2 separate regions of the Homo sapiens genome follow, and region 2 is linked to region 1. A link is an interaction called in ENCODE POLR2A ChIA-PET data of the cell type or tissue named here. Cell type or tissue: PC-3. All regions are shown on one strand.

Region 1 (5,000 bases):
ATAGACTGAAAATGACACTTATTTATAGTATAGAGCTGGAACAAGAAGGCAGAGCATCACCTTGCACTTCATCTCGGCTGGGAATGCACACATGAGTCAGGGGACTCATGTTTTTCACTGCTGTCCACATGTTTGTGAATGACTGGGAAAGCTCAGTGAGTATGGATTTTGGGTTTAGAAATAAATTTTAGGTCGGGTGTGGTGGCTCATGCCTGTAATCCCAGCACTTTGGGAGGCCAAGGTGGATCACTTGAGTCCAGGAGTTTGAAACCAGCCTGGGCAACATGGTGAAACTTGTCTCTACAAAAAATACAAAAATTATCCAGATGGTGGCACATACCTGTGGTCCCAGTTACTCGGGAGGTTGAAGCGGGAGGATCATTTGAGCACAGGAGGCGGAGGTGGCAGTGAGCTGAAACTGCACCACTACACTCCAGCCTGGGTGACAGAGGGAGATGACCCTGTCTCAAAAAAAGAAAAAAAAATTTTAGCAAGTAGGCAAATTTGCAAATACAGAATCCAAGAATAATGAGGATTGGCTATATTTTCTAATATTTCCATACTAAGCTTATTGTTGTAATTTTTAAATGAAAGCACAAAATAAGCTTTCAGAAAATTAAAGTACAGCATAATTTGGAAGATAAAGCTAAGGCTTTTAAAATAAATAGAAAGCATTTTAAAACACAGTATATTGGCCAGGTGCGGTGGCTCACACCTGTAATCCCAGCACTTTGGGAGGCCGAGGCTCGTGGATCACCTGAGGTCAGGAGTTCGAGACCAGCCTGGCCAACATGGTGAAACCCCATCTCTACTAAAAATAAAAAAATTTAGCTGGGCTTGGTGGTGGGTGCCTGTAATCCCAGCTACTCGGGAAGCTGAGGCAGGAGAATCACTTGAACCTGGGAGGTGGAGGTTGCAGTGAGCCGAGATCACACCACTGCACTCCAGCCTGGGTGACAGAGCAAGACTCCATCTCAAAAAAAAAAAAATAAATAAAACACAGCATATTCTCTTATATGTGTGTACAGCATATTCTCTTATATGTGTGTACATCTGAGTATGGGTAGACTAATGCTACAACAGGTGTTTCAAAGTGGGAGGAGGCTGGGTGCAGTGGTTCACACCTGTAATCCCAGCACTTTGGGAGGCTGAGGTAAGAGAATTGCTTGAGCCCAGGAGTTTGAGACCAGCCTGGGCAACACAGTAAGACCTTGTGTCTATAAAACATAAAAAAATTAGCTGGGCGTGATGGTGCATGCCTACGAACCCAGCTGCTCAGGAGGCTGAGGTGGGAGGATTGCTTGAGCCTGGGAGGTTGAGGCTTCAGTGAGCCATGTTCAGGCCATTGTACTCCATCCTGGGTGAGAGAGTGAGATGCAGTCTCAAAAAAAAAAGAAAGAAAAGAGGGAGGAGTGCTTGAGGAGAAAGAGAGAAGGCAGAGAAGAGAGGTAGGACTGTTCAGTTATATTCATTAATTACAAGACCCCTGTCAATAAATCGGAACAAACTGAAGCCAGGTTAAAAATAAGTAGTTGTGAATACTGAAGAGATTTACCCTGATCATTTATCAAAAAGATGGCTCTTACCTCCAAAAGCATGTGTTTTATTAGAGTACAGAAGCATGTTGAATTAATATGTATGGTTTAATTTAAATGTATAAATTTGGGGGAGGAACTGAAATTTTTCTGTAGCCTGTGTTTAAGATCTTGTTAACTTATTTGTCTTCCTCAGTCTAGCTTTGCCTTTTTTTACATATAGACACATGAACACAGACATAAAGATAGGTCCTTGTCAACACCAAGTTGCAGAGATACATGATTGTCAATCAAAATTCTCAAAAATTGTTTCTGTTGTAGGAACAGCAGCAGTATTGGTATCGACAGCACTTGCTTAGTTTGCAACAGAGGACAAAAGTTCATTTGCCAGGACACAAAAAGGGTCCTGTGGTAGCAAAGGATACACCAGAGCCGGTAAAAGAAGAAGTTACAGTACCTGCCACCAGTCAAGTTCCAGAATCTCCTTCTTCTGAGGAGCCCCCATTGCCACCTCCAAATGAGGAAGTGCCACCTCCTCTCCCACCTGAGGAACCCCAGGTAACCATATAATTAATTGTTTGTGTTTATTAAATTATTTAGCTTTTTTCTGATTCATTTAGTATACTTTTATCATAAATGGATATATATTTTTGTTTTTTTAGGTACCTATAAAGTTGCATTTGTGAAATCAGATGTCTGTTGTATCAGGTTTATTTGTTTGTTTATTTATTTTGAGACAGGGTCTCTCTCTGTTTACCAGGCTGGAGTGCAATGGTGCGATCTTGGCTTACTGCAACTTCTGCCTCCCAGGTTCAGGCAATTCTTCTGCCTCAGCCTCCTGAGTAGCTGGGATGACAGGCATGCACCACCATGACCGGCTAATTTTTGTATTTTTTAGTAGAGATGGGGTTTCACCATGTTGGCCAGGCTGGTTTCGAACTCCTGACCTCAAGTGATCCACCTGCTTCGGCCTCCCAAAGTGCTTGGATTACAGGCATGAGCCACCATGCCTGGCCTGTTGTATCAGGTTTAGAAAAGGAAATTTTTCCTAGTTTGAGTGAAGAGTTGGATACTCTTCTGAATTGAGTGCCTCTAAGCACTAAAGGAAGATGCCAGCATATGTTCATAGTGACAGCACAGGGCAATAGTTGAGTGCTTGAGCTTTTAGAGTCAAGCTACCCAGGCTATAATCCAGGTACTGCCACTTGCCAGTAGTGACTGGGCAAATTTGTTAACCATTCTGTGCTTCAATTTACTCCTCTGCAAAATGGGTATATTCAATAGTAGCTATCATATAGAGGTATTCAAGCATTAAATGTGATAATTCTTGTCACTCAGCTTAGTGACTGGCACATGGGAGGTTCTCATATTGGTCCAAAGGTCATTGTTCTCCCAAGAGCCTTATATGAAGGGTTTAATCAAACCATGATGGTTATATTGTAGTCCATTGGTGAAAAGTGACAAAAAAAGAAACGGATTTTTCATAGAGTGAAAAGGTCTATAACTTAAGGTTCACTTTTTTTTTTTTTTTTTCCAGACAGGGTCTCACTCTGTTGCCCAGGCTGGAGTGCAGTGGTGTGATCTCAACTCACTGCAGCCTCAGCCTCCCAGGCTCAAGTGATCCTCCTTGCCTCAGCCTTCCAAGTAGCTGGGACCTCTCTTCCCTCCCCTCCCCTCCCCTCCTTTTTTTTTTTTTGAGATGGAGTCTTGCTCTGTCGCCCAGGCTGGAGTGCAGTGACGCGATCTTGGCTCACTGCAACCTCTGCCTCCAAGGTTCAAGTGATTCTCCGGCCTCAGCCTCCCAAGTAGGTGAGATTACAGGTACCTGCCACCATGCCTGGCTAATTTTTGTATTTTTAGTAGAGACGGGGTTTCACCATGTTGACCAGGCTGGTCTTGGACTCCTGACTTCAAGTGATCCACCCGCCTTGGCCTCCCAAAGTTCTGGGATTACAGGTGTGAGCCATGGTGCCCGGCCTGGGACCACTTTCCACTGGGAAAATTGTTGTCATATTTAGGAATAATAAGATTATTATTCCAGTGAAGACTATGGAATTTATAAACTCCTTTGTATTAGTATCCATAATAGTATAGATAGAGCTATGTGTTTTATCTAAAGATAGAATAGCTGTTCTCAATCCAAAAAGAACTGAAGATACTGTGTTTGACAGTTGGATATTTCTGAGTTGTAGGGATTCTGGACTTTATAATACATTTATAAAATATTTTTGCTTGCTGTTTTATGACTTACATAAAGATGTGTCCTCTTTTATCTTTAGTCTGAGGACCCAGAAGAAGATGCCAGGTTAAAGCAGTTGCAGGCTGCAGCAGCACACTGGCAGCAGCACCAGCAGCATCGAGTCGGTTTCCAGTATCAGGGAATAATGCAGAAGCACACTCAGTTACAGCAGATTCTACAACAGTATCAGCAGATTATACAGCCCCCACCACATATACAGGCAAGTGCTTCCATAGTCCACAATAGGAAGTTGCCCCAAGACATTGAAAGGATTTGTTATTCTTGAAAGATTTAAGTGTAAAAAACAAAAGATACCAACTGTTGACAATTAGTTGTTTCCCAAGGGGTGCCCAAGTAGTTATCTGCCACATTACCTGGGGGACTGGGGAGGGGTTGGTTATAGTAGAGTTTCCTGATCATGTCAACCCAGGCCAGATGTTAGCTTACTATTGCTAAGGGTCTTAAGAGCTGGGGATTTTTACCATATAGCTACAGGTTAACCTGTGTTTTGCCTGTAAACTACAACAGTAACAGATAAGCAAAGAGGCCAAAAACAGCCATCACAAAAAACCTAAGCAAATATACCGTAAAAGATAAAGTGACTTAGATACTTGTTTGTGTTGTATCTTTGAGGGGTAATGTTGTGTCTGTATATCTATAATAACAGATCATTTTTCAAGTTCTTGAAATTATCCATATTAAAAACTTGAAAAATACTTATTGCTAAGATAGGTATTTGCTTTATTGTTTGGTTGGTTTTTCCAACTCTGTAGTAAGTTGTCTAAGCCAAAGGAAGGAAGAAGAATGATCATCACTCAAAGAACTTAACGAACTTATTCTTAGCCTCCCAAAGTCTTTAGTGTTCTAATTTCCTAAAGCGTCAAATGCCCTTGATTCATTAATATTTTAACCTATGATTAATTATCTTATATGAATGGTTTTAAATAGTTTTTATCCCTTTATTTGTAGACCATGTCTGTAGATATGCAGCTGCGGCATTATGAGATGCAGCAGCAACAGTTTCAACATCTTTACCAAGAATGGGAGCGAGAGTTTCAGCTATGGGAGGAACAACTCCATTCCTATCCTCATAAAGATCAGCTTCAGGAGTATGAGAAGCAGTGGAAAACATGGCAGGGACATATGAAAGCCACTCAGAGCTATCTCCAGGAGAAAGTCAATTCATTTCAGAACATGAAGAACCAGTATATGGGGAACATGTCAAT
Region 2 (5,000 bases), 210 kb before region 1:
TGGCCCAAGCTCACGTATCTCATGAACGGCAAAACCCACAGTCCTAAAGCTCAGGACTGCCAGGCTCTAAAGCTCATCTCACCCCTCCCATCACTGCAGCCAAACTCCCTCCACAAGCTGCCATGGTGATGCTGCATTAACTACAAGGAAGTGTATGAAAACCAGAAGTGGCTGGAGAGCTGCAGCCATGAAAAGGGAATGAAAATGCAAGGCAGGGCCTAGGGACCTGGCAAGTGCTACAGGAGATTGGAGGAGGGGCTGGAGGAAGGGGAGGAGAGACACCTAGGCTGAGGGGATTGAGCTAGGACTCTTTCCCAAAGCCACAGCAAACCTGGTATACAAACATCTCACCACCACTAACTTGGCCATGAGATGCTCACCTCCTGAACCCTTGAGTTCCCAGCTCATGGCCTTCAGGACCCTTCCACCCTCCATGATGCGCCCCCACACATGCCCATGCACAAGCTTAGCAGGTCTGGCTTATTGAACAGCAAACACAGGCCTGACTCCAGATGTGTTTACCCCACTCGTGGGCCTGCCCCGACAAGCACACTGTAGACTAAGGCAGCTAGGGACCTGGGTCAAAGATACACTTTCAGGAACTGGCCAAAGTCCCAGCCTGCCCTTTCCGCTCTCACAGGGGCTGGAAATTTACCCCGGGGCCATAAACAAAAGGAGATTTCTATGGGAACTAGGGCCCCAACCTGGAAAGCTTCCATTCAGCAATCTAGCAGCCCAAATCTGTCAACCTATGATGTGCCAGGCCTCTGCTAAGGCATTTTATTTTTTTATTTACTTGATTAGTACAGCAACCCTATGATACAGGAACTAGTGTCCCCATTTTACAGAAGAGAAAACTGAAGCACAGGGAGCCTGCTAACTTGCCCGGGGTCATCCCCAGCAGGGAAGTGCTGGGCCAGGGTCTTCAGGCTGAGCTCTGTCTGCCTCTGGGGGATGAGATTCCCTTCCCCACCCTGCTGCTCACCCTTGGCTGTGACCAGAAACCTCCCAGGTCTGGAAACACCTTCAAGTGCTCTGGGCAAATTCTCAAAGTTTCTGATGACCGCTGCTGCATTTCTGAAAGGCTCAGATAACCCCCGAGGCAGGGGACAAGTAAGAGTGGGTACGGTGAGACTTTGAACAAATGTACAGAACCATGAACCAAATAAACCACTTTTCTTTATATTAAAAAAAAAAAAAAGAGTGGGCACGGTGGCTCATGCCTGTAATCCCAGCCCTTTGGAAGGCTGAGGTGGGCGGATCACTTGAGGTCAGGAGTTCGATACCAGCCTGGCCAACATAGTGAAACCCCGTCTCTACTAAAAATACAAAAATTAGCTGAGCATGGTGGTGGGCACCTGTAATTCCCCAGTTACTTAGGAGGCTGAGGCAGGAGAATTGCTTGAACCTGGGAGACAGAGGTTGCAGTGAGCCGAGGTCATGCCACTGCACTCCAGCCTGGATAACAGAGCGAGACTCCATCCTCCTCCCCACCAAAAAAGACTGGGTGTCATTTATAGAGGACCAAAAATGTGCCAGATGCACTTACGTGGATTAGTCAATCCTTCTGACAATTCCATAAGGTAGCAATGATCATCCCCAGCCTACAGATGAGAACACTGAAGCTCACAAGGTTAAATCACTCACTGTAGGCTGCATAGCTAAGTGGTGGAGCTGAGATTCAAACTCAGGTTTATTTAAGACATAAATTATTTCACAATTCTGCCCTCACACGCTACTGCATTTTGTGGAGCCTCTGACCTTGTCCCAAGAACATCAAAAAAGAAAGAAATGTGGAATTAATTTTTCTCCCCTGGAAGGGCGTGGCCTGGCTGGGGTCTTGAGAGGATACCGCCAGACCCCTGCAGATGCAGACTCCCTCAAGTGGCCTCTGCTGCGGGCACTCGCGGGTGGACATGTTACATCGTGGGCAGGGCTGAGGCTCCAGGAGGAAAATGCAGCGTAGGCGACATCTGGAAGCAGAAATGTGGTAGCTCCAGAAGTTTTCATCTGTAATCTTTGTTTTGCAAGGAACAGGGATTTTTTTTCTTTTCAAAAAGTACTCCACTTCCTTTTAGACCTTTCACAAATATTTTTGTAGGAGAAATAAGGAGAAAAAAAAAAACCCACAGAATGCTTGTCGCAGCTACTCACTTCCACCATGAATCACAGACACAAAACCACAGCTATGTGGCTAGCAAAGCAACTATGTGTTTTCACATTTCATTATTGGGAATCATTTAGCAATCTTCCCGGTGTCATCTGCAGACAGATAGACACAGACAGACGAATACACCCCTCTGGGTCCCAAGCAGCCTCATACAACACAGTCATCAGATGACTTTGCAGTTAATCCATTTTCCCCTTCTAATCCTTTTCTGGGAAATTATCCTGCCAGGTTTAAATCTTCCCCTTTAGCCCTTCTGCAGAGGTGGGGTGTGTGTGTGTGTGTGTGTGTCTGTGTGTGTGTGTGTGAGAGAGAGAGAGAGAGAGTGTGTGTGTGTGCATGCGCCATGACAGGGGGAGGAGGAGGAGTGCCGAGACACTGATTCAGTTAATTTCACAAGTGGAAACAAGTGTATGTTTCAGAATGCCTCCCTTTTTTTTTTTTTTAAACTGTGATCATACTTTGCTAAAGTTATTTTCACCTGGGAAGCTCACAGTGCCTTTTCTGACCGTGGCAAATTAATTAACTGATGGCAGATTTAAAGATGGAGTAACTGGAAAAACTACCGGACCCATAAATCAGAAACCTCCTTTATGTCCTGGACAAGAGGTGAAACCTGATACATATTTGAAAAACTTGAGCTCAAAAGGAGAATTCACGGAGCCTGAAAAAATCTCCATTATGACTTTTGAGACATGTTCTCTCCACAGCTTCCACCCACGCCCCGCCACACACACACGCATACACACACATACCCCCGCAGAGGGAGACCCTCACTGAGTGAGCAGCCAGTTCTGTAAAAAGCAGCCGGATGGGGCGAACCTTCCCTGGGCCATCTGAAAAAGAGCTTTGCCAGTCTTTCCTCTCTTTTCTTGCTTCATTGCTCCCAGCCTCTTCCTTTCAAACAAAAATCCTACAGGATTTAAGTTGGCTAGATGCTATGAACATAGCTACAAGCTTGAAATGTTTATTGTCACTAGTTATTTTAAGTCCGGTGCTGGAAACTGTATACATTAACATTTTAATGAGGCCGAATGCTGCTCCAGGCTCTCACCGACTTCTGTAGTTTTCTGAAAAGACGCTGGATACCTTGCCTAACCCAGTACTCTGCAGTTTCCAAGCCAAGCTGGATGTTTCCGCACTTGCCTACGCTCACATGCCCTGGAGGCTGGTTCGCACAATGACTATAATCACAAGTTCTGAAGTCGAGGAGAGCTAGGCTGGAATCGCCCTTACCCTCAGTGTCCTCATTGCAAAGTGGGAGTCATGGGAATACCCTCCTCACAGGGTCATGGCAAGGACTGGCAAATGTGCTGAAGATCTTCCACTTGCCCCTGGATCCCTCTCCATCCCACTCTGAGTCCTGGGAGATTCCTTTGCCCTCTGCCTTCTGGTCCAGTTCCATCAGTGGGGAACTGTGGCAGGAGGTCAGAGGGCAGGAGAAGGGTGAGTGGAGGTGCAGATCCTCCCAGCTCCCTCGCAACAGGTACTGCAGGTGAGCAGTGGCTGCATTCCTCCACCAGAGGCCGCAGCCCTGTCCATGGCCCTCTCCTATAGCCTGAGCTACCCTGGGTTCTTATGACTGCTGGTCCCTTGCCCCTTTAGACCTGGAGGGTAAGAGCTTGCCTACGTAACTACCCTGGGATACTCCACCATTATTCATTGTTTTCTCTTGACTCTGCCAGTGCTTTTGTAAATAAATACATCGAGTGTGCCATCCCTTTCCTGCTGGAACTCTAACTGACCCAGACAAGAAAAAGTATTTGCTATCGAGTACTGAGCACTTACCTATGTGAGCCGGCACTTTATCCACATTCCTTTGTGTTATTCTGACCACAGCTCTGCGCAGCCAGTATTGGTATCATCAGTCTTTCACATTGAGACTCGGGGAGGTGAAAGAACACACTTGATAGCACGACTGGGGAGTAACCGAGTCAAGTGGAACCGGGATCTGTCTGACTCGTGGCCCATGCTCTTAGCCACTGTGCCGAGCTGTCCCCAGTATTAAATTAGGTGGTGCCTGTAAACTGTCAGCTTATTCAATAAGGCTCCATCAATGGTGGGTTAGAACAACAACCACACATACAATCGAAAACACCCACAGTCCTAAATGTTACTTTAGCATAACCCTAACCCAACCCTGACCACAATCCTAAGATTAAAACCTCACCCTAATGCTGCACTGCTAAAGTTATTCCTCTAATCTTACCCTAACCACTACCGTACTGTTAAATAGAATGTCACCCTAACCACAACCTTAGTGCTAGTCAATCTTAACCCAAACTTCCGCCATGGTAACCATAATTCTAAGCACACCACTAAGGCCATGATGAGCTCTGGGGAACCTCTGCACCCCTGTGCTCCTGGGTGCTGGTCCCTGTGCTATGCCATTTATACTCCACTATTTGGACACGACACAATTGACCAAAAGACATTTGTACAACATCCATGTCCTGCATGTCACTGAGCTGGTGACTCTAAAGTGGGGACAGCAAGGAGGAAAAGAATAGGGTAGGAATCTAGCACAATGCCTGAAACACAGCAGGGTGCAATAAATCCTACTGATGATGAAGATGATGATGATGAACTGGAAAAGGTAGCTTTCCCCATCACCGAACTGTAGGCTCTGGGAGGACAGAAGGTGAATAGCTCGTATCTCAGAGATTTGTTTAGGGCTGGACCTGGGGCAGGGCTGGGAGGAGTCCTCTCCTGAAACCAAACCCAGGATGCGGTCCATATATTCCTCAGCTCTGGGAGAATACTAAAAAAGGGAGTCACTAGGTTGTCATCAGAGAGTTTGAGATCTTCTTGGGCCAGATGTCCGCCTTCAGGC

The links. ChIA-PET counts read pairs that join two places held together with the same protein. Peaks named below come from ENCODE experiments on the same cell type or tissue, not always from the same donor. Only the 100,000 strongest peaks of a DNase experiment are listed, where the experiment ranks them.
Region 2: POLR2A ChIA-PET joins it to region 1 with 10 read pairs; 3 of 35 experiments call an interaction of 5 or more read pairs at or near these places.

The regions. Positions count from the first base shown.
Region 1 is chr14:74,776,591-74,781,590 of GRCh38, forward strand. YLPM1 (YLP motif containing 1) reads left to right here. Exons shown (of 21, transcript NM_019589.3): 2 at 1,857-2,093; 3 at 3,815-3,994; 4 at 4,744-5,000. Among named protein-coding and RNA genes, the nearest start is that of YLPM1, 16 kb to the left of the region's middle. In PC-3, no CTCF peak of the experiment used is centred here; no DNase peak of the experiment used is centred here.
Region 2 is chr14:74,569,849-74,574,848 of GRCh38, forward strand. All of the region lies in intron 3 of LTBP2 (latent transforming growth factor beta binding protein 2), which reads right to left. Among named protein-coding and RNA genes, the nearest start is that of LTBP2, 40 kb to the right of the region's middle. In PC-3, a CTCF peak has its summit at 3,681 (motif pointing right); DNase peaks (open chromatin) are centred at 663 and 2,243; H3K4me3 peaks cover 1,696 bases; H3K27ac peaks cover 4,315 bases.